3 separate regions of the Mus musculus genome follow, and all the other regions are linked to region 3. Evidence: chromatin loops called from intact Hi-C (ENCODE). Cell type or tissue: heart. All regions are shown on one strand.

Evidence for each region. Hi-C counts contacts between places; a loop is a spot of excess contacts. Peaks named below come from ENCODE experiments on the same cell type or tissue, not always from the same donor. Only the 100,000 strongest peaks of a DNase experiment are listed, where the experiment ranks them.
Region 1: a loop joins it to region 3, with 2.1 times the contacts of the local background. A loop is called at or near these places in 4 of 42 quality-filtered maps.
Region 2: it touches region 3 in a loop (4-fold over the local background); 7 of 42 quality-filtered maps call a loop at or near these places.

The regions. Positions count from the first base shown.
Region 1 is chr9:59,399,146-59,407,145 of GRCm38, forward strand. Arih1 (ariadne RBR E3 ubiquitin protein ligase 1) reads right to left here. Exons shown (of 14, transcript NM_019927.2): 10 at 6,580-6,710; 11 at 4,223-4,280. Among named protein-coding and RNA genes, the nearest start is that of Bbs4, 50 kb to the left of the region's middle. In heart, no CTCF peak of the experiment used is centred here; no DNase peak of the experiment used is centred here.
Region 2 is chr9:59,651,052-59,659,051 of GRCm38, forward strand. It overlaps Pkm (pyruvate kinase, muscle), which reads left to right and starts at 5,525. Exons shown (of 11, transcript NM_011099.4): 1 at 5,525-5,598. Gm51708 (a long non-coding RNA gene) reads right to left here and starts at 4,855. Exons shown (of 4, transcript XR_003948336.1): 1 at 4,786-4,855. In heart, CTCF peaks have their summits at 4,965, 5,171 and 6,384; DNase peaks (open chromatin) are centred at 2,510, 5,310 and 6,330; H3K4me3 peaks cover 3,526 bases; H3K27ac peaks cover 3,516 bases.
Region 3 is chr9:59,482,635-59,490,634 of GRCm38, forward strand. It overlaps Arih1 (ariadne RBR E3 ubiquitin protein ligase 1), which reads right to left and starts at 3,740. Exons shown (of 14, transcript NM_019927.2): 1 at 3,345-3,740. The coding sequence starts at 3,713. In heart, CTCF peaks have their summits at 3,244 and 4,028; DNase peaks (open chromatin) are centred at 3,237 and 4,197; H3K4me3 peaks cover 4,083 bases; H3K27ac peaks cover 2,575 bases.

The DNA.
Region 1 (8,000 bases), 83 kb before region 3:
CAACCATCTGTAATGGGATCCGATGTTCTCTTCTGGTGTGTCTGAAGACAGCTACAGTGTACTCATATAAAAAAAATAAATCTTTTTAAAAGGTGGGGGTAGGGACAGGGGAATAATATAAAATGAAAATGAGGCTATTATATCAATTCCAAATTATGGATACAATTTGGACAAACTATTTAAAATAAGTCTGAGCAAGCAAGATGGCTCAGTGTACCTATGCACAGGTCTGACAACCTGAATCTGATCCCAGATCACAATTGGAAGGAAGAAACTAGCTCCTGAGAATTGTCCTCTGTGAAAATGCACATGTATGCACATATACCTACAAAATATTTAAATTTTAATAGATACTTTATGAGATTCTGCCTCAAAAATAAAACCCCAAATAAATTTATAACAAAATTGAAATCATCTGAACAATAGTAGATTCAAATAAGTGATATCTTTAGATATGATGTTGTGTGTGAAAGTGCATGTCTATAATGCCAGCACTCAGAAAACAGAGGACTGGAAGATTGCCAAAATTGAGGACAGCATAAATCCAGACCAGCCACAGCTACAGAGTTAAGACTCTGTCTGTCTGTCTGTGTGCCCCCAGTTCCCAAATGTAGACATAAGTTACACAGTTACAACCTAGCAGTGCAGGCTGGAGAGCTAGAGATGTAGTATAGCAGTGAAGCACAGGTTTGTTTGGCATTAGTCACAGGGTTCATTTTCAAACACCCATCCAATATATCTACATACAATAATGGTATCCAATAAGCCTGTTATTTATTAATGAAACAATATAATCTTTGACTTGAGAGATATTTTAAAATTGTATTGTCTTACAAAAATAGCTGACCCAAAGACTCCTACATTTTTCTGTAGTCTCTAGATTTGTTCAACTGTTTTAAAATGTTCACTTGGCACCTGATAATATACGCAAAATGATTAGTAAATATTAAGGATGAGCTTACCACATGCAGTTCTATTCCTCCCTCTTCATTATTTAAAGTCTAAAAACAATAGATATCCAGGAGGCTTTTTATATATATGCGTATGTATGTATGTATGTATGTATGTATGTATGTATGTATGTGTATATATATATATATACACACACAGCACATATACATTCTGATTTATGTGTGTGCATGTTTAAATACATATATATACACACACATGTGCACACATACTTACACATGTACACATGTATTTACGTGTATGTACATCTCAGATAATACATACAATATTCTATATAGAAATATACACACTCCTTTAATTCCAGACTTGCAAGGCAGAGGCAGGAGCATTTTTGAGTTTGAGGCCAGGCTGGTCTGCAGAGTGAGTTCCAGGACAGCCATGGCACAGAGAAACCCTGTCTTAGAAAAAAGAAAGAAAAAAAGGAAGGAAGGAAAAGAGGGAAGGGGGTAAGAAAGAGAAAGAAGAAAGGTAGGTAGGTTGGTCTATAGTCTCTTAAACATCAACTCTAAACCACATGACTATTTAATAACATGCCCAAATATCATACACAACACTGAAGCACCTCAAAATATAGATAGATAGATAGATAGATAGATAGATAGATAGATAGATAGATAGATAGATTGATTAGGTAGGATGGATGGATGAATGGATGGATGGATGGATGGATGGATGGATGGAACAATGTTTTGTTTTTCACCTTCTCTATTTTGAGAGGGTCTGGGAACGAGCTCTGGTGGCCTCGAAATCAAGATGCCCCTGTTTCTGCTTCTCACTTCTCCAGAGCCGTCTTTACAGCATGCATCAACCATGCCTGACAAAGCTGTATTATTTTAAGACCCAGGTAGGTACAAAACCAACGGTTATGACCTAAAAATTATGGCAACATGCAAATATAATACGTGGAAAGTAATCTCCCTGGCAATGTCAACAGTCCACTAAGTGCTACTATCTGCAAATTTGTCAAATTCCCAAAATCTAACAGAAACCCGAACTTATCACATTACCACACAAAGTATTAGAGAACTTTAATATACTTGATGAATCTCAAACTATTTCCCATTAAAACTCAATTAAGCTAGGTGTGGTAGTATATGCCTTTAATCCTAGCACTCAGGAGGAGAAAAGCAGGTAGATTTCTGAGTTCTAGGCTAGCTTGGGTCTCTAGGCCAGGTGACGATGATGACATCGTTGTCGTCGTCATCATCATCATCATCATCATCTCATCAACCCTAGAAACAAAACCCTCAAAAATCACAGGAGAAAACTTCCAATACAAATAACAAATGCCAGGATCTGGAATGAGAAACAAATTCACGATTTAAAAAGAGTTCCCAAAATAACCCAAACTAGCAAATTGGCCTACCAGTCAAAAATAAATACCAACTGCTTTTCATAGGTAAAGCTTTTTGAAACAGTCACATCACAGTCTTCTGTCAAAGCCTATGACTTCCTTAGCAGTAAGGGGAAAAACAGAGTTGAGTAATCATAGCGGATATCATACAGACTACAGGTTTCATTCCCACCCCAATGCTGTGAAAAGTCTTGTATATACTAGGCAAACTCAACATTGAGATTCAACCCCCCCACCTCACACACTCGCCAATTTGTGTGTGTGTATAGGAAGTTAAGAGTTGACATCCATACTGGATCAAACACAGGTTTATCAGAGTTATAATAAAGCAAATACTTTTACTTTTACTCAATGGCTCTCTTTTACCCTTCATGTGCATGTGTTTGTGTCAAGAGCCACAGTTCTAGATTTGTTGAGGCATGGACTCTCACTGAATAGGGATCCTGTTGATTGTGGTTAATCCAGTTGGCTAGCTATCCACAGGCAGCCACAAGATGGATGCTACAGATCAGAATATGAATATGTATTCTTGCATTTTTAAGTTGTTTTAAACAATGAGCCATGTTCCCAGTTCCACACACAGGCAGCATCCTTTTGAAACAGGATCTCACTGAATTGCTTCCAATTCACTAAATGGTTATCAACTTCTCTCTGTGGCTCACTCAAGCCTGTACTCAGGATGCTCTTGAAACACTCTCTTAAGCTGGGGTTACACATCTGTGCCATCAGGCATGGCTTTATTTGACCTACACACCCCAAAAGGACCAAAGTATCACATACATTTGTTAAACATTCATTATTTGTAATTTAAAAAGACACAGTACCCTTTATTTCTACCAATAATTAAAAAGATTAAATGTCTGTGTGTTCAGTGAGAGGAGACTGGCTGGACTCAAATTTAAGATCCTACAAGCCTCCAGAGTATTGGGATTATAAGCACACAACAATATGCCACATCTAGAAAATATAAAGAAATGCCTTTAAAAAATTGAACAAAACCAAACATTTGCAACACATGGTTTCGATTATATCCAGCTGGGAAAGCCATTTAAAAAAAAGAGCATTTGGGGGGGGGGGGAGTCTCTAGGGATTTCAATAAAAATGGCTAAGTATAAAACAAACAAACAATGGTTCTACAACTACTATAAAATTACGAGATTTAACAAAACAAAAAACCCAACAACAACAACAACAAAAAAACCAAAACCAAAGTATTATAAATTCAAATCTACTGTTTGAATCCTTTCCCTAATAGCAGGTCATTTTTCTATCTAAACTCCTGAGATTCTATTTCAAATCAAGTGACCCATCAGAACTACAAGAACAATGAAGTAAAAATAAAAAGTAAAAATAAGTGACACATTGTGTGCTCTATACAAAAACAGCTGCTGTTCCCTCAACAACTGCTCAACTCTTATTCTCCTTTCTGAATGAGCAGAATGTGGGAGTGAGTGCTGATATCATACCACCATTGGGACCTAAAAGTAAGCAACATTACTAGCCTAACTAAAAGAAAGCAAATAAACACGACTGTCCTTATGGAAGAGCATGATGGGCATACTCCTGTAACCTCAGACTCGGAAATACAAGGTACAAAGCCAGAGCTTGCCTCAAAATAGACAACAAACACAAAAGACTAAGCATAATGCACATGCCGATAATCAGCACTCTGGAAGACACAGAGGCAAAAGTAACATGAGTTTGATAGCAATCTGGGCTAGGGAGCCCATATCAGAAAACAAAACTGAACTGGTAAGTACTATAAAAAGTCTCTTCTAAGTTTAAGACATTTAGGGTTTACTGTAGTGTCTACGACAATTCAGAACTGAATGCTTCTTGCAAAATTACACGTGTGTCAGAAATCCCAAGCCAGTGCTGTGCTGCCGTGGCTGCACTCACCTCTTGGGCATCTCTTGCTGCCTTTGCATCATCCTCATTATAGCGGTTACAGTTGTACCTTAAAGAAAATTAAGAGGATTTCAAAAAACCATAATCAGTTAAAAAGTAAAAAGAATGTAGCACTTTAATGTGTACTAAGTGATTGTCTAGAACCAGCATTCTATTTTACAACAGATAAAGTGAGATGTCAAAGGTTTCTATTATTGCAATAATAGAAATAAAAGACCAAATAAAGTACACTGGGAGGGCTGGCCATACACCAAAAACATAGTATTTCGATTGTCTAAAGGATTAGATCAACTCTCCAGGAAGTAGAAAACTCTGCACCTCCTAGGTAAGTCCATCCCAAAGCAGCTACACTGCAACCACGAGAAAACACTGTAGTAGATAGCTTCTTTTTACATTTGCCTAGACTTCTAACTCTACTTCTGAAGAGACCACCTCATCTCCTAAGCTATCCTATACTCACGGTCTATCTCCTTTTATAAATCAAAGAGCCAACAATCAGCAAGTTACTATGTAAGAGCTGCTTGTGCTATGGACTTTACACACTACTATGACTTATTAGCTGTCTCTGATACTGAATGACATGTAAAAAGAGGATGGAAGGAGGAGGAAACACGTCCAGAGAAATTAGCTCAGAGTGAAAATGACTGGCACTTCTTTTGTCCTTGTTAGTACCTACCTTTTTTTGTTGTTGTTTAGGCAGGTTCTCACTAAGTAGCCCCGGCTGGTTTGAGATCTCCTACCCAGAGCAGGTTGACCCAGAACTCAGAGATCTGCCTGGCACTGCCCCCATGTGCTGGGATTACAGTTACAGGCTACCATACCTAGCTACTATGTACCTTTTATTAAAGACTACATTCTGATTTGGGCTACTTATTTAATGCTTAACTACCAATTGCAGTGGACTTTCAATGTGTGATTCACAGTTCATTAATGAACAGAGGCAGTTCAGGGCAGGAAGTTGAGAGCTAACACAATGCTACAGCATCTGTTAACACTGAACCTTCTATTCTTCCCTCAGACATTTTTCTCCCAGAGCTGAGGACTGAACCTAGGGACTTGCGTTTGCTAGGCAAGCGCTCTACCACTGAGCTAATCCCCAACCCCTATAGGAAGAATTTAAAAAACGCCATCCCTCCCTCTATCCCAAATAAAAAAATTGAATAAAAAAAATGAATTTAGATGTTAAAAGTAAATTAGTCTAAGAAGTGGCTCAATGGCTAAGGGCACTTGCTACTCTTGCAGAAGGGCATAGTTTGATTCCCAAAACACACAATGGGTAGCCCAAATCCTTCTAGAACTCTAATTTCAAGTTATTTAATGGTCTCTTCAGGCCTTGTGGGCAGTTTTTGAACCATGTGTGAGCATCTGTGTGATACAGAACCACAAACATGAAAAATCCTTACAACATCCAAACTACTATTACTTTATAATGCAGTCTATTTCCTAACTTTCTCTATCCCTTCCAACTTAGTAGGTAGTCAACAGGAAGGTACCACAAATCAAATCTTTACTGGAGAAAAAAAATACCTAAAGAAAAGTCATAATTGCACTGAGCACACAGATCCTTTATTCTTGTCATTATTCCCTAAAAAATACTATTTACAAAACATTTATTGTGTGCTAAGTAATCTAGAAATAGTTTAAATAAAATATGCAGAAGGAGGCACATGCATGCAAATACTATACAAGTGTACATGATGACCATTTGCATGCTCAGATTTTGTTATTCACAGAGCATCCTGGAACTCATCTCCAACAGGTTAATTAACAATGGCATATGCATCTAACATTAACTATCAGTCTTGAAAAACTTATAAAATTAGACATCAGTGGGCCATTTGAAGGGACTATTTTCCAGTTCTAGGTAATTATTCCCAATAGGAAGGCAAGCCTACTTCAAAGAGAAGCTAAAAATACAGATCTTTGTTCAGTAGCTTTCCACTTTTTAGTTAAGACGACAAAACTGTCGTCTAATGATGTGAAGCATAAGGAAAACACACAAGTAAATTTCTGCCATTAAACTCTACTAGACGACTTACCAGACAATGTAACTAAAAATTTAAATCATGAGCTGAAAACACTACTTCACCTCCGTTCACAGTATTCCTTTTACTGTTTCCAAATTTTTCAACTAATGAAATCTCAATGCATAGGTTTAATCTCAATTATTAATTCCTGTGAGAAATAGGACTACAAAATACCTCTCTGTGGTTATCTTGCATATAATGTTGAAACGACATATTAATCTTTTTTAGCTCGTCAGGCAATTATCAAAGGCAGAAATACCATTTGTACATGGTAGACATCCTATAATTACATGAATGTACTCTCCCATTTGTCCAACCTACCAGGCAGATCCATGCGGTTCCCAAGGGCCAAGACACACCCAGCAAAATTCTGCTTTACAGTTCTGGTTACGACAGACCATGTGATTACAACCGCCATCCTTCTCAATTGTGACATGGCATTTGGGACATTCCTATGGAAAAAAACTATAGAGTTGGTGTCAATGCTATACCATTGAGGACAGAAGCTAGTTCTAGACTTCATTGATTTGAGTTTATACACATAAGTTATTTTAAAAAGTAGTAGGAATCTATTAAAGATCATTAAATGTAAAGTATATTATTACTGGCTCTTTCGTTAGTCTTGTTTGCTTTTTTTTTTTTTAATTTGTGTTTTTCTTTTTTTCCTTTTTCTTTTTCTTTTTGGTATTTTTTGGTTTTTCAAGACAGGGTTTCTCTGTATACCCTGGCTGTCCTGGAACTCACTTTGTAGACCAGGCTGGCCTCGAACTCAGAAATCCACCTGCCTCTGCCTCCCGAGTGCTGGGATTAAAGGCGTGCGCCACCACACCCGGCTTGTTTGTGTTTTTCAAGACAAGATTTCTCTGTGTTAACAGTTCTACTCAATCTGTAGACAGGCTGGCCTTGAACTTACAAAGATCCACCTGGCTCTGGCTCCCTTGTGCTGGGATTAAAGGTGTGCACTATCACCACCTGGTTATTACTGGGTATTAATAGACTAAAAAATGTAATAGTTTTTTAAAATTTATTTTTAAGGGTATGTCTGTGTGTTTGCCATCTGTGTGCAAGTGGCTCTGGAAACCAGAAGGGCACCCTGTCTTCTAGAAAGAGAATTCTAGAAAGCGGTAAGCAGCCATGCAGGAGTTGGGACTTGATGAATCAGGGTCCTACTTGAAGAAAAGCTGATGAGCCATCTCCCCACCCAAATAAAAACAATCACAATATTTTGAACACAGTTTTACTGAAGGTAAGTATTTTACTCTACACAATGCTCAGTGCCGTCACCTAGCTGAGAGCAACTAACTATCCATGCACTGTTTTTCAGGGCTTTATATGCACCATAAACCTGTAAATCTTGTATTGGTGTTACTTATTCCTGCTTGTCTCATGAATAAATGACAAAATGGAAATAACAAAGAAACTAATTCTAGGCCACATAGAATCCATCTATGAGCAGTCTGGGTTCACACAGTCAGGTAAGCAGACCTTGACTTTCAAACTGAATTCATACTGAAGCTCAAATTTTTCATTTTTTTTAAAAAAATTATTTATTATTATCCATAAGTACACTGTAGCTGTCTTCAGACACACACTAGAAGAGGGCATCAGATCTCATTAAGGATGGTTGTGAGCCACCATGTGGTTGCTGAGATTTGAACTCAGGACCTTCGAAAGAGCAGTCAGTGCTCTTAACTGCTCTCTCTCCAGCCCCTCATTTTTTTTTAAAAACTGTACTTAAAGAG
Region 2 (8,000 bases), 170 kb after region 3:
GTGAGGTGAAGGGATAAATTGACAGGTGCGAGAAAGCTGAGTTCTCTAGCGGGAAGTCCTTTAAGAAAGGCTCATAGCCTGTGGGTATAGTTCCTTTGTAAAATGCTTGCTTAGTGTACTTGAGGCCCCAAGGGGGCCAGGGGCCATCAGGATTTGGAGTGAGAATTCACCAGGAAGAAGTTGGAATTCCCTGAACAGGTAGGTTATTCTGTCTTGACACTGGATAACCATGGAAGGTTTGGTTTGTCTTATTAAGGAAGCTTCTGGCCTTTCTTACTTGTTCCATGTACCCAAAAAACTTAATTTTTAAGATAAGGTCTTGCTATGTAGTCTCGTCTGGCCTACAACTCACTATGTATAAACCAAGCTGGCTTGGAACTCACAAAGAACCACCTGCCTTGGTCTCTCAAGCCCTGGAATTAAAGGCGTCGCTACCATGCCTAGTTCCCTTATTTAATTCTAAGCACAGCTGAGGTATGTTGAACATTTCCAAATATTAATGAAAACCAGATATAAATACAGAAAATACCACAAAGTTCCTTTAAAATCCTAGCCTGCCTACCTTTTCTTTCTTTTCTTTTCTCTTTTCTTCCCTTTTCTTTTCTCTCCCTCCCTCCTTCTCTCCCTTCTTTCTCTCCCTCCCTCTCCCTCTCCCTCCCCCCCTCCTTTTCTCTCTCTCTTTCTTTCTTTTTTTTAGGATAGTTTTTCAAGACAGGGTTCCTCTGTACAGCAACCCTGGCTGTCCAGGAATTCACTTTATAGACCAGGCTGTCTTTGAACTCACAGAGGTCTGCCTGCCTCTGCCTCTCTAGTGCTGTGATTAAAGGTGGGCACAACACCATGCCTGGCAAAAGCCCAGCTTTCCAGTGATAACAATTTCAAATTCTACTATAGCTATTGCTTTCAATAAACTAGTTATTGTCTTCTGTGACCTTTATTGTATGTCACAACACCTTCTTACCTAGGTATCTTACTTGTGTTGTGGTTCCTGACATTTTGAACAAGTCAATACTACTCTTAAAGACCCTTCCTGAAGAACCTACTTCATTATCTTCCTAAGTCCTTATGACTAGTACATTATAAATGACTATGGTAGGGTTCATCTACAGTCTCAGCTTATCTTCTGGGGGCTAAGGCAGGAGAACCAGTTAAGCCCAGGATTTCAAAACCAATGTGAACAACTGACCAAGAATCCCATCTCAAAAAGGAAATAGCGAGTATATTCTAACACTCTTCTAAGACTCAGGCCTAACAGAAATAATAGTTCACCAAATGACTATCAGTGGACTCATGCAACTGAAAATCCTCCTGAGAAGACTTTGTAACCCATGATACCGTATCAGAGATTACTAGCATACTTTAGTTCTTATAAATTAGTTTCCAGGTAGTGTGCAGAGTACCTTAATATTTTGATAACATCTTATACTACTGTGTTAGTATATGTTGTTGCAAGCATGCTACATATATATTAACTCCTAATTCTCATAAAAGCCTCAGAAATAGGCCCATTTTACAGATGAGAAAATAGTCTTAGAGGATAAGGAATTTGCTATGTTCCACAGCTAATCATAGTAACCTGATTCCAGAATTCCTTTTCTGGTTCTGTGATTATAGCCTCATTTACTGCTGATAGCAAAGATAGAAGATACATTTTCTTCAGAGACCGTAAATGTATCTGGAGCAATGGTTCTCAACCTCCTTAATGCGGCAACCTCTTAATACAGTTCCTCATATTGTGGTGGCCCCCAACCATGAAGTTATTCTTGTTGCTACTTCATAACTAAGTTTGCTACTGTTATAAATCAGCTGGTGCTCTAACTCCACCTTAGGTGTGGCTCCTCACATGTTATATAGCATTTTTGGCAGTTTTAGAAATTAAGAAAAATTTCCTACTTATAAACATTTTTATATCAATGAAATCATACATATTTTATAGTTCTCCACTGGAAAACTAATCTCAGAAGTTCATAATGCCTGATAATTCAAAACATGAGATTAAAAAATTCTAGCCAAAATCAAGAATGCCTTCTGAAAGCAGGGGCTGTGGCTAGGCTGCAGCACCTCTGCTTAATACATAAAAGGTCTGGGTTCATTCCTCAGCAGTATAAGGAAGAAAAAGCCTTATCTGACAGAAGAATGCCTCTACTGCAGAGAAAATTGCTTGGTAGGGTCTGGTGTTTTTACCTGCTCACAACCATGGAGGAAGACTTGGGGGCCTGGCTACTTAGAAGGTGAAAGGGCTGGGGTCCTTAAAGACAAGTGTGAGCTACAGGACAGCATTCTTCACAGAGGCCAGTGACAGCCCACCTTTCATTTATCTGAGTGTAAGCAATCTTGCCTCACGGGTCAGGAAAAGGAACTGTTTTCCTCAATGCTAAGTAGAGAGTATATTGGACTCAAAATTTAAAAACTCCTTGAACTTCACCTTCCTTCCTATCCTCGGTAGTTTTCCATACAGGCTGGGTGTGGCCATGACTCAGTTTGTGGTAAGGATGTGGCCATCAGTGGGGGAGGAGCTTCCTTCTGCCTTTAATTCTATCTGGGAAGGAGCAGCAGTGTCTGCTGCTGAGTCATTACTGGCTCTCACGGATCACAGAATTATTCTGGATAGACCTAGTGATATCTTGGCTTCTTATAGGTGGTGAGGAGGAAGTTCTGTGGATGACACAATTCCACTGGAGCCCTCCAGCCCCAGGGATGAGAAAAAGGTAGGCTTCAGTTCATTTAGATGAACTACTAGCTTCTGGAGCAAAGGACTTTCCACAAATTGAGTTTCAGAACACCTCACACTGTCACCACCATTGGGCCAGAGATGCTGCCCTCTTAAAACTTTCTGCAGAAATAACTTTGCACAGAAGAGGACCCGAAGTCTTTTTAGTTCTAGTTGTCCTTGGAATGAGTGAACCAGGCAGCCAGCCTGTAAGGGCAGACATAGTGTGAAGAACACATCTAAGGAAAAGGTGGCACCTCTTAGGAAGAGTGCACTTGACCCACTGTTTTCCTGTCTTCGCTTTTTTTTCCCCCCTCAGAATATTCTTTATTGTTTGGTTTTTTTGAGACAAGGATTCTGTCTATCTCTGGCTGTCCTAAAACTCATTCTGCAGACCAGGCTGGCCTCAAACTCAGAGATTTACCTGCCTCTGCCTCCATCCAAATGCTGAGATTAGAGTAGTGTGTCACACCGCCCAGCTGCAGAATATGAAAGTTGTCTAATATACAATTTTTCATTGATCATTTTTAAAGTCCCTTATTGGAAAGATAATTATTTTGTCTGATGATGAACAGTAGCCACAGTGATCATTCTGTACTTCCACATGGATAAAACTCATTTCTTGAAACATAGGTGTTTCTGAGGTAATAGTTTTAATATTTCTGTGGTGTCTGATTGCCCCTGACTTAGCAGCAAACCTGGGGATATATGTCCTTTAGAATAATATGAAGTCATAGGAGAGAGGGAAGCATTGAGTTGGGCACTGTTGGACTCATTCACATATAATTAACTGATCAAACTCCACCCTGTGAAATAGGGATTGTCCTCAAGTTACTTTTAACGGACTGTACATGTTAAATTATAGGTATAGTCTATAGGGCTAGTGATTAAACTAGAACAAAGATAAGATACAACCTAACTATGTACTCCTCTATACCATGCCGATTTCTCAGCAGAAGCAAGATAGTAGGAAGTTACTGTGACACATTCTGTCATCTAATGAGAACACTTCCCATAGACCCCATTTGTGTAACTGTCAGATCATTGAAGCCTGCAGATGAAGAGCAATTCTTGGCTAGCACCAATTCTCCAGTTTAATGGATATTCATGTCAGTCTGGGTCCATATCCAGATTGGCCTGGAGTTCTGCCTCAGTCCCTAAGTGTCAAGGTCACAGACTTAAGATCACCAAGCTTTGTATCTAGATTTGTGGTGATGGTAGAGTTCATTAATGCATGTGTGCGTGCATTCCTCTGTGTGTGTGTAAAAGAGGAGAGGAGAGAGAGGGAGGGAGAAAAAGAATGAATATGAATCTATAACCGAAACCCTGACCTGCGTGGGCCTAGATCTGTGTGGCTCAGACTGACTTTGGCCTCTTGAGCGTTGGAATTACAGGTGTGAGCTACTCTGCTTGACGCACAGTATGCACAGTGGACCTCAACATGAGTAGATAGATAACTGTCACCCTGTTGAACACTATGGTTCTTTTGTGTGTGTGTGTCCAAGGCACAAAGAGGTCATTTCTTCTACCCCCTTCTCTTGCAGAAAGGAATGATTTCCTCCACAGATATAACCTCCCCCTCCCCAACTTCATGTTCTTTCCACCATAATAACCAAGCATTTACTTCCCTAAACTAAGGGGACCAAGGGGACTTATAGAAGAAACTAAAAAACTTTATTTCACTACAAATTGCATTTATGTTACCCTTCCCTCTAATCAAAACTGACCGAAAATGGGATGAAGGCCTGTGATTCAACTACAAAGAAGTGTCTGCTTGAAATGGTCACACCCATCTTTTACCAAGAAAAACAAAAGAACAAAACAAAACCAAAAAAAATCCAAAACCTAAGGTACAGTCTTCCCATTTAGAATGTGGCAACATTGTATCTGCTTTCAAAACTCTGCGGAATGAAGACTAGTGTTAACAGTTGGGAAATTAGAAAATACTTTGTAGGGAAAAAATTGTTAATGCCTCCAATACTACAAATTTAAATACATACACGCCTGAGTCAAAAACCAGTGTTGACTCCTGCATAGATAATGGCTACACGTAGGTCCAGTTCTGCACTAATTACCTTGGATTGGTTTGCTGCGTCCAGGTCCAGGCATTTTAAAAGTGCAGGATTCGAGACTCAAAGTATTAACATGGGTCCAATCTAGCCCTCCTTATTAGGAGGTCGCGCTCACGTTCCAAAGAGAGACTTAAGTTCTTCCTACCCAGCCTCTAAGTCTGGAACCCTCTAGGAGGCAGCCCAGACCTTCCACCACTCTCTTGCTCCCATCACCCCAGCTTCCCGTTCCGCTCAGCCTCAGAGGGTGTACTGGGGCGGGCGCCGGGAGGGTGGAGAGTCTCCGGGCGGGGCTGGAGGAATGTCCGTGGACCTATAAATCTGGGCACCGCCCTGGTAGGCCAGGGCAGATGGGGAGACCTGGGCAAAAGGCCAAAAAGGGAACATTTTGTAGCCGATCTAAAGCAACAGGTGGCGGTGGCGCCCGGGAACCTAGGGGTGGTGGTGGCGGCGGCGGCGCTGGCCCGGTGGGCGGGCCTTGCTCCCTCACCACTTCCCCATTGGTCAACAGGATAACCCTTGAGCAAATTTGGTCTACGATGTCCTTCCGCCACGGAAGGTAGTCCTCCTCAAAAGGGCAACCTGCTTGTCCCGCCTACCCTGAGCTTCTCTCAGGAGGTGCGGGCGCCCCGTTGAGAGGCGGGGCGCCGCCGGCCGCAGCCCGGATTGGGCGAGGGGCGGGGCTGCGGAGGGATTGCGGCGGCCCGCAGCTGTGATAACCTTGAGGCCCAGTCGGCGCAGCCCCGCACAGCAGCGACTCGTCTTCACTTGACTGACGTCCGCTCTAGGTATCGCAGCAGGAACCGAAGTACGCCCGAGGTGAGCGGGGAGAACCTAAGCCATCTGTCCCCAGAGCCGATGCCCACTGGTGTGTAACGCAGGCCTGCCTGCCCACGCGGGACTCAGGCGCCAGGCATCGAGCATCCCACTCCGGGTTGGGGAGGAGCCACACTTGAGTCCAAGTCTTAATCCTCCAAATTGAGGGTGGCCGGCTAGCTCCTTTCCCACGGTCTCATTCTGCTCTCTCTTCCATCTCAATCTGGTTCCAGCCTCTTATCTTACTATTGCTATCCTCGCCACCCTGTTCTCGCCCTGCTCCGATGCTCGTCCTCCTACATCCACTACGACTTACGACCTTCCTCTTAGCTCTGTGCCCTCATAATTCGGTGCCCTCCTCTTAATCTCTACTTGAAATAATTCCCCTACTCACCCCACCCCCACCCCCCATTCAGCCTCCGCGTTCATCCTCCTTTCAGGTCAGCGTTCTCTTCCCGCGCCAGTGTTCGCAGCTCTTCGTCGCCCCTCCCCCCTCCGATCCGGTCACGTCCGCGCCGCAGCATCCTTTCAACCTCCATATCCTCGCCCCTCCCCCTCGCAGCTTTTCCCCTCCCCCCGCATTCTAGTCACGTCCGCGGACTCCTCGTGGTCCGGTGCATGGAGGTAGGATGCAGTCACTAGCGGTCCTTGGTAATGCAGCTACAAGTTACGTAACTTTTGTATTCCCGGTGGCCTGGCAAGAAAGGTTGGCCGCTATTGCTGCCTGTTTTGTGTGCCCGCAGATTTTTGGTGGTGGGCACGGGCCCTCATTGCTCTCGCGCTCCATCCTGCGGCGGAGGGGCGGCACGTACTGCGATGCGTCTGATTAATCGGTCATGCTGCTCCCACGTGCTGGCGAGGGGGAGGGTGGGCGATCAACCCATACCCGTTCCCGACAGAAACTGGAGCCCGACGCTACCAGAACACACATAGCCCACAGAGCTCGGTCTAATTAGGGAAGCAGATTTTGTCAAGTCAGTGCTATGAGGAAGATGGGGCTGCATGCACAAGGTGGCCGGCATACTGGTTTTGAAAAAGCCGGGCATCTTCTAGTCTGAAGGCTATAAAGACCCAGTAAATACCCAGTCATAGTAAGATAAGAGCTCGACCACTTTTTCCAAATCCAGGACACTGGTAGTTTGGAAAAAGTGAACCTTATAGTGAAAATCCAGTCGTGCATGGAGGCAGCTAGGTTTTGGAATCCGGTGTGATCTATTAATATTCTTAGGTTTGGCCTCTGGTCCTGTGTCACTCCAGGCTGCTAAATTACTGGTCTCCTTGTAAGTACGGGCCATCCTCGATGTAGTGACTAACCTCGGGTGAAATATCCAGAAGGGCATGCATTATATCCTTTTGGTCAATGAATGAAGTAGTTACCTTGAAGGCTACCAACTTGATTCTGTCTCCTTACTATTTTTATGCACATTAGGGGTAAGCTTGGGGAGGCAGGTAGGCTCTGAATACCCAGTATGCCCATGGAAACAAATTCTCTCTGGAATCCCGTCAGTGTTTACAAAGTAATTAATGTTACATTGCAGCTCTCCTGAGAAAGAGCTATCTAAAGGGAGAAATCTGTGCAGCCTTTGTCTTTGGCTGTGAGGGTAGAAACAAAGAAACAGGTACCCAGATAGAAGCCTTCCGGTCCTCTTTGTTCAAGTAAGCCTTTTATGCCTTCTGGCTTGTAGGAAGTTTGGTACTGTTGCCCCAACAGTGGGGTGGGGGGGCTCAGATCAAGACTCAAGGAAGCATTGTTAGCAAATAATTTGCCCTCTGATGGCCTGATTATGCTGTAGGAAAGGCAGTGAGGGTGTTCTTTGGGAAAGTAGTGTAAACCATCACCGGGTCTGGGCAAGATGACTCAACCTTTCAACTTTGCGGCTTTTGAGAAAATTTTCTTCCTTGGGTGAGTGAGGGGACCACACTTGTTCTCTGAAGTGTTGTAAGGTTCCCTCTTTTTTAGTGAGTCAAATAGCGTGCATTTTCCCTGAATTAAACATGTCTCACTCAGACTGAGTGTGGTGGTTCAGCTTTAATCCCAGTACTTGGGAGGAAGGCCTGTGAGCTTGAGAACATGGAGCGGGTGATACCCTGTTTCCAGAGGTGGCGGGTATCACCTAAATGAAGGTGACCATAAGAGTGGAAATGTGGAGTGGCTGCTTCTAGACGGCATATTTTCATTCTTGAATGATTGGCACAGCAGCTTTTCATAGAACAACCAGTATCCAGATTGGCAGTTTCTCTCGAGGCATTTCTGAATTATTGCTTAAGCCAAACTATATGAATACTAATCACTTATTTAGTACATAGCTATTTTCATTTTAAGCATTATATTTTAAATTATTTAATTTGTAGGGAAATTTGTTAAGAACTGTTTGCCAGCACTCAGGAGGCAGAGGCATGCAGAT
Region 3 (8,000 bases):
GGCACCCACATACCCACACATAGACACAATTTAAATAAAGACCTTTTTAATTTTTTTAAAAAAAATACAAATAAACAAAAAAAGTAGTAGCTAGCTAAAACAGAGAGTGCACCCTGTTGTAGTTAGCACTTGATGTGTATGACACATTTGTAGTCCTGGAACCCAAGAAGCTGAGGCAAGACCATCACTGGAGCCCAAGAGAAACGAAAAGAAAAGGAAAAGGCCTTGGCAATACAGGGAAATTTGATCTCAAAACACAAATGAAATAAATTAAAAAGCATGAAAAGAGGGGAAAGTATAAATACATGCTATGTCATAAACAGAATGATGATATAGCATGAGTTCCAGGATGCCCTGAGCTGTGCAGTGAGACTCCTGTCTCAAAAATACATATAATGAATATATTAAGTCCTGGGTATAGCTCAGGGATAGAATACTTGCCTAGCATATGCCAGGCCCTGAGTCACACTACAGGAGAATTCAAAGTCAGAACTATATATAAAAGGGTTTTGTTGTTGTTGTTTTCTGTTTTGATTTTGTTTTTGTTTTGTTTTTTTGAGATAGGGCCTCACTATGTAGCTAGCTCTGGCTGTCCTCTAAAGCAATATATTATAGATCAGGTTGGCCTCAACTACAGAGATTAACCTGACTCTCCCTCCAGAATGTTGGTATTAAAGGCCTGCAACAATATGCCTCCCTCCTCAAAGCAAAAATTTTAAATGACTATATGATAACAATTAGGCAACTAGTTTAACTTGAAAACACTTAACACCATCTCAATCCCTTGAAAATGAGCCTTTCACTTTAATTCTACAAGTGGACTTACACGAAGAAATAAGAAAATATTCTATGTCTGACCTCTGATATGTATACTTTTAAGTTAAAAACTATAAAAAGCCAGTAAATAGATTGGCTATACAAATTAATGTGCAATCACTAAGTTCTTTAAAAGAGTAGTTATTTATTAGAGAAAGTTCTTCAGAAATTCTTTCTGGTTTTTCTCCCCACTGAAAACAAATTACACAAAACCATTCTGGTTTTTGTTTGTTTTTTTTAAATATGTATGGCTATGTAGGTTCCAGTAAACTAGCTACAGCTCAAATTTTGATGTCTCTTGGTAACTTACTTAGTAAAGTTTCTCTTTACTTGTGAGATTTTTTTTTTCTTACAATGTGCCTGTACATCCAAGCAATGCTTTGAATTTAAATAACCTAAAACAGAATCAAGCCTAGTTTAGATGTATAAGAATACTAGCTCAAGGAATGATGGTCTGGGATATATCCTACCTTTGCCTTGACTGGTATTTCTAATTATAAACTTTCAACAAGGGATACATGCTCGGGTGTTCATGAATGCTACTTAAGAACAGTATTACTCATAAATGCTAAAGTAATAAATCAAGAAAATATGGAAAAGTACGACACTACCCCCCTACCCCCACCAAAATCCCCAGTTTTTATAGGTCTTAGTAGTTCATCAGCATTCATTCTTATCTAAAACAAGAAAGGATAATGTCATGCATAACAGCTACCTGACTGGTAACTGAGATAAATCTAAGAACTGACAAAACTGGATGAGATTTAACTAAAGTAAAATACACACTTTTAAGTCAAAAAGTTATTTTTGAGAATATCTTTGATTTATTTCAAAACATAATTTTAATGCCAGTAAGCTAGGTAAGTTTGATGATTTAATATAATTGCATGTAAATAAAAGCAATTCAAGTTTTAACCAAATTCCTTGCTAATGCAATTTTTTTGTTTCTTTAAAAAAAAAAATGAAAGAAAGAAATCTCAATTAATTATATAAAAACTAGAGCAGTGAAACTTAACTGACTTCTACAATCCTCCCATTTATTTTTTTATTGAAAAATGCACCATCATCTACAATGAAAATTGAGTTTCCACTACCAACAACACTAGATGAGATTTTTCCATTACACCAAACACATTCTTTAATGCCTACAAGGTTTAATCTGCAAAACGGTGCCTTCTGAATCAAACCATAAACATGTTAATAATGGAAAGTCAGCAAGTAGGCAGTAACACTGATAATCTGTCCATTCTAAAGTTAAGAAGCAATGTGCTTAAAAAAAAGAGTAACTTCTTGTTCATATGTAGTTTCCTTCCATGTAGCTACTATTTTCTAAAAGTTAAAATGAATCAAGATTTCACTCTGATTTTTCATTTTTCCAACATTTTTCGAGGCTGACCCTAGAGCCTCGAACTTTTTGCTCTACCACTGAGCTGTTATTATCTCCAGCCCTCTTTTTACTCTATCTTGAGAGAATCTCACCAAGTTGCCCGGGACAGCTTTGAGCTCACTCTGTAGTCCAGGTAGGCCTTGAACTTGCCACCATCCATCTGCCTCGACCTTCTAAGTAACTGAAATTTCAGACTTTCACCACCGGGTCCTATGTTATCTTTACTTTCCAATCATATCCCATTTGTAACAACTTTTCCCCCAAACAAATGTAAATTTATTTCCTAAAGCTCAAAAATACAAAATCGGGATGTATATAGCGTTAAATAGGATGCAGTTTCTGGTCTGAAGCAAGTTTAACTTCTATGCACGAAACAGAAACCTTCAGAGAATAGAGTCCAGAAGCCGGAATGCCTCTACTTTCTAATTCACAATAGAGTTTTGTCCAATTAGACAACACTGTGTTTTATTGTTGCCGAAGCTGCAAGGGTGGGTAGGGGATCTGCAATAACTATTCCAACAGCTTCCATCAAGTTACTTGCTACCAATGGAAGAAGTAGCAGTTAGGTCCCAAAGAAAACATACTCCTCCCACTCCCCCAAAAATGTAGGCATAAGCCTCACCATCAGAAAATAAGGTCCATCAGCACCTCTTCCGAGAAATAGTTCCCTTCCCCCACCTTTAAGTAGCCACTTAGGACTGCCAAGGAGATCCATTTCTTTATTAGCCGGTGCCCACTTGGAGCAATCATACACTAAAGCTGCTCTGAAGGGCCTGCCCTAATCCCATCTGAAACTGCTCAAAAGACTCAAGGGCTAGGGATAAACCTTGAGAAAAGGGCCGGGTTCTTTCTGACACCTCTTTCACACTCACCACCTCACCCGCCTCTAGCCCGCCCCGGTATCCCATCCTCCGGCCGTAGTCATGCAGGAACTGCCGGCCATAGCCGCTCAGGCAGCCCCAGGCCTCCGCCATGCCAGGACTCCGGGAAGCACCGCCCAAGCGCACCTCCCGACCGGCCGGCAGGGCACACAGGCCCGTGACGAGCCAGGCCCTGGCCTGCTCTTCGGCGCCGCACAGGCCGCCTTGGGTCCGCTCCCTAAGCCGGCTCCGGGGCCAGATGGCGTGGCGGGGCCCCTCACCTGGATGACCTCGTTGACCTCCCGGATACATTCCACCATGTGCTGCAGGATCTGTTCGGCCGTGAGCACCTCGTAGCGGTAATCCTCCTCCTGCTCGTGTCCCGGGCCGCCGCCGCCACCGCCACCGCCGCCGCCGCCTCCCGGACCCAGAGCGCTGCCGCCGCCACCGCCAGTCTCCCCGCACAGCAGTCCGTCTCGCTCCCCGCCGACGCCCAGCCCGGGCTCCACCAGCTCCACCTCGCCCAGATCCAGGTTATCATCGTCCGGCTCGTCCTCGTCGTCGTCCTCCTCCTCCTCGGCGCCGCTGTCCTCCTCGCTGCACTCCTCGTCCTCGTCGAACTCGTAGTTGTAGCCCTCGTCCGAGTCCATGGCGCGACGCGCGCGGGCCCGGCAGACGCTGGCCGCGGCGCGGAGAGGGCGGGGACGCCGAGGCCCCGGCTCTCGCTCCGGCTCCGGCTGCCGTCCGGACGCAGGCCTGGTTCCGGCCCCGTGGGCCGCGGCTGCTCCCCGCGTGCGGCGGTTGGAGGCGGGCGGTGGCGGCGGCGGGGAGGGCGCGGAGCAGGGCGGGAGGGAGCGCGGGGGCCGCTTGCTGCCGGCCTCAGTCAGACGCCGCTCCGCTCCGGGCTCGGACGGAAAACAGTCCCCTGCGCCACCTCCGCGGCCGCTGCTACCGCTACTGAGCCAACAAAGGGGCGTGCGTCACCGCGCCGCGCTACGTCATCGCGTCGGTCCGCTGCACGTCACCGCGCCACGCCCCTTGGCCCCTGCGTAGTATTTGGGGAGACCCCACGGCCGAGCCTGAGCAGGACGGGAGCGCGGCGGCGCGGCGGTGGCCCGGAGACACTGGGAAGCTGTGGCTCCTTGACGTGAGGAGGCTGGGGCCTTCCGGTCGTGGGGAGGAGTCTGGGGAGCGCCCAAGCGGAGGTTTTCTCCGAGGACCTTTCTCGCTTCCGGGCCTCACAGGCACATCTGACACGCCCTGGCTAGTTCCGGGAAGCCGGTAGCTGTGCTGCTAAAATTCCGGTTGCCCGAGTTACTGCCTGGAAGGTAGTAGTACGCGGAACCTCCAAGTTGGGTGACAGGTAGTTGGAGTGTTGCTGTCCACTCGTGGCTCTACAGCGGTTCTTGGGTCCCCCTGATGTGACGTCATAGTAAAGACTCAGTTCCTGAACTCATCTTGACAAGCACTTCTTGAGGGTCCGGAACAATGTGACAGTCCTGTTCCTCAATTAAGGCCATCAATTCCTCAATCACTAAGGGCCTTCCATAGATTAGTGCTCATTACCACAGAGTCCTAGTACCCAGATTATAGCGGAGGCACCCGAGACTCTAAAAATAAAAGTGTATATACCTTGTGGTGGCATACACCTGTCCAGCATGCACAAAGGCCCCAATTTCAGTCCCCAGCAATGGAGCAGAGAGGTTTTCTGATACATAATAAATCTTACATTTTATGTAAATTACAGTGATAATTCCAGGAAACAGTGCAGGCAAACCACATCTACAAAGACCAAGAGAGACTGCTTATCTGGAAATAGTGCAGAAGTGAGCTGGGTTGATGGATGGCTATTTCAACAGAGGAGGAGAGGAAGATGGCCTTGGGTCAAAACAGAAGGTTCACAATAGTTACAAGGCTGAAGTTTAAAACTCAATCAGTAAATGGGAAGTATTGGGCAAATTAGTTAGAGGTCATGACAAAGCACTTAATGCCTTTCCAAGACTGGGTTTATCTTGTTTTGTTTGCTTTAGACTTAATACCTTGAAAATAGGACACCAGAGCCAGGAAAGTGTTTTGAAGGAAGTAGAGGCTTAAGAGACCTCCCTCTTCCAGTAACTTGAAGGATTGGCCAGTCTGAAAATCTATTAAAGCTGAACCCTTAATAGATACAGTACTTAAGATATAGATTCTGTTTAGAAATTGCCTTTGAAAAAGTGGAAAATATATAGATACATACTTATATAATGTCTATGTCTATTTTGTTTTCAAATGATCGATTTATTTCTTTACACACACATATTTAAACTGGGTTGAGTGCAAGGCAAGTGTAGATCAGAAGATAACTTATGGGAATTAGCCCACACTTCACTGTGTAAACTACAGAAGTTGGGTTAGAGTCATCAGGCTACATGGAAAGTGCTTGTCTGTACCTGCTGAGCCTTTCTCGGTTTGTTTGTTTGTTTGTTTGTTTGTTTTTTAAGTAGGATCTCATGTACCCAGGATAACCCTTAACTCCTGACCTTCCTGCCCCTGCCTCCAAATGCTAGGATTTGAGACATGCACCACCATGCCTAGCTCAAATCAAAGCTCTTAACAACAGTTCTGGGTTATCTTGGTCCCTTGAGTCATTGTGTTTCTATTTAGCAATTATAACTTATTGCCACATCTGAGACAAACCACAGACACAAACACCCTTTGTTCTTCTCCATCCTGTTGTGGTATATCTATGGAAATAATTCAGGAATATTTGTGTATTCATTCACTGTTTTATTCTTGTGTTATTTATTCAAATAACAGACAAAAGCAAGTTAAGGAAGGAGAGGATTAATGTTCACATTGTGAGGTCAGTGTCTATCCTGTCAAAGAAGGCATGATGACAGAAGTATAAGGCAGTTATTACATTGTATCAGCAGGAATAAAAGAGAGAGATGAACAATAGTTTTTAGATCACTTTCTCCTTATAAGTCTAGGACCCCAGCCTATGGAATGTTACAGCCCAAACATAGGATGGATATCTCTCACCTTAGTTATTGGATCTATGAATTCATAAAGCTGCCCAGAGCTTTATCTCTGAGTAATTCTGGGTCCATCAAGTTGATATTAGCCATAACAATTTTAAGACTCTTAAAAACCCTTTGTGTCATCTTCCTTTAGGTGCTACAGTGGCTGGCCACTACCAGAAAAATGCATAGCAATATGCATGCTAAGTTTCAAACACAAAGCCAGCTGAACCCTCAATACTACTCGACAGTACTGTTAAGTTTTAAATTTTGTTTTCATAATATGACTTCTTTATACCTTAACTAGTTTCCTCGAACTTCCAACCCAGTAGTGTGGGTGGTGGTTCACACCTTTAACACTAAAATCTCAAAAGACTGAAGATTCACGTTTGAAGCCACTGAGAAAACTACCAGCAACAAAATTCACTCCACATTTGCCTTTTCCAATCCTCTCGAGTACATGAGTTTAAGTTATACTAAAATTTGAAAACATCTGAACCATGTTTAAAATTTTATCTTTGAAAATATCATCATCACTGAAATATGCTAAGCAGCTAGATAATATTAAGGGATAAAGCCAGAGAAGACAAACGAAGCAAAGTCCCGAAGAGAATCATAAGCTATCCTAAGAAATTTACAATAGAGCGGTGGGAAGTTTGAAAGGATTTTAAGCAGAAGAGTAAAACAATATGATCCTTGTTCTCAAAAAGATAGTTGGGCCAAGCAGTGGTGGTGCATGCCTTTAATCCCAGCACTTGGGAGGCAAAGGCAGGCAGATATTTTGAGTTTGAGGCCAGCCTGGTCTACAGTGTGAGTTCCAGGACAGCCAGGGCTACACAGAGAAACCCTGTCTCAAACAAAACAAAACAACAGCAACAAAAAAAAAGATAGCTGGGTGCTTCGTAGAGCATGGGCTAGAGCGACAACCGCTAACTATGAAACCATCTCAGAAATCCAGGTGGAGAAAAATAATGGCTTGAGTTCTCTTAAAGCACTGGAGATATGAGTGGTTAAATCTGGGTGTGATTTGAAAATAGGCCCAATATGTTGAGTGACAGAACACCAGTATATTTCTCCATTTCTAACTATAGATACAATGTGAGCCTCCTTACAATCATGGACTCCCTGCCGTGATAAAATTGTTTCTATTCAAACTATAAGCCAAAAAAAAAAATTTTTTTTCCATGATGTTGATCTTGTCAGCTATTATTTGTCACAGCAACAAGAAAAATGCTACAGAAAAATTGGTACCAAGATTCCAACTTGTAAAAGTGCAAATTCACTTCAAAAGATGAGCCTGAGTTGAGAATGCCATGGATGGGCTTCTTCCCTCCCTAGGGAAGCTTTTTTCCTCGAGGTTGGGCAACCAAGTTACACAGAGGCAACTAAAGTGCTATGGTGGTAATAATAATAATAATAATAATAATAATAATAATAATAATGTTTAAAGCCGTACCACATTTAAAGCTGCCAGCAGACTTCAGAAGCATCATTCATGGAGTTGTTTTTGTAGACGTACAGAATTCAAGCATTAAAGAGTCATTACACTACCATTTCCAAAAGCTGAAAAGGCCAGGCGACGTGAAGCAAGGTCTGAGTCCCTACAAGGAGATGACTGCATGAAACTGTCAGTGAAGACTAAGTTACAGTGGAGCCTAGCATAATGGTACACATCTCTAGTCCCAACATCTGAGAGGCAGAAATGTGTAGACCTCTGTGAGTTAGAGACCAGCCAAACCTATGTAGAGAGACCATGTCTCAAAACATAGAAAGAAAGAATAAGAGAAAGAAAGAAAAGTTACAATGGAGACCTTAGGGCCATGGAACATCGTCTGAGGAAAGCTGCAGATAGATAATGAAGACTGCTCAAAAGAAATTCTGCATGTAACTATAGGTCACAGCAATGGAGGGGTAGGACTACCAAGCTTGTTGGAACAT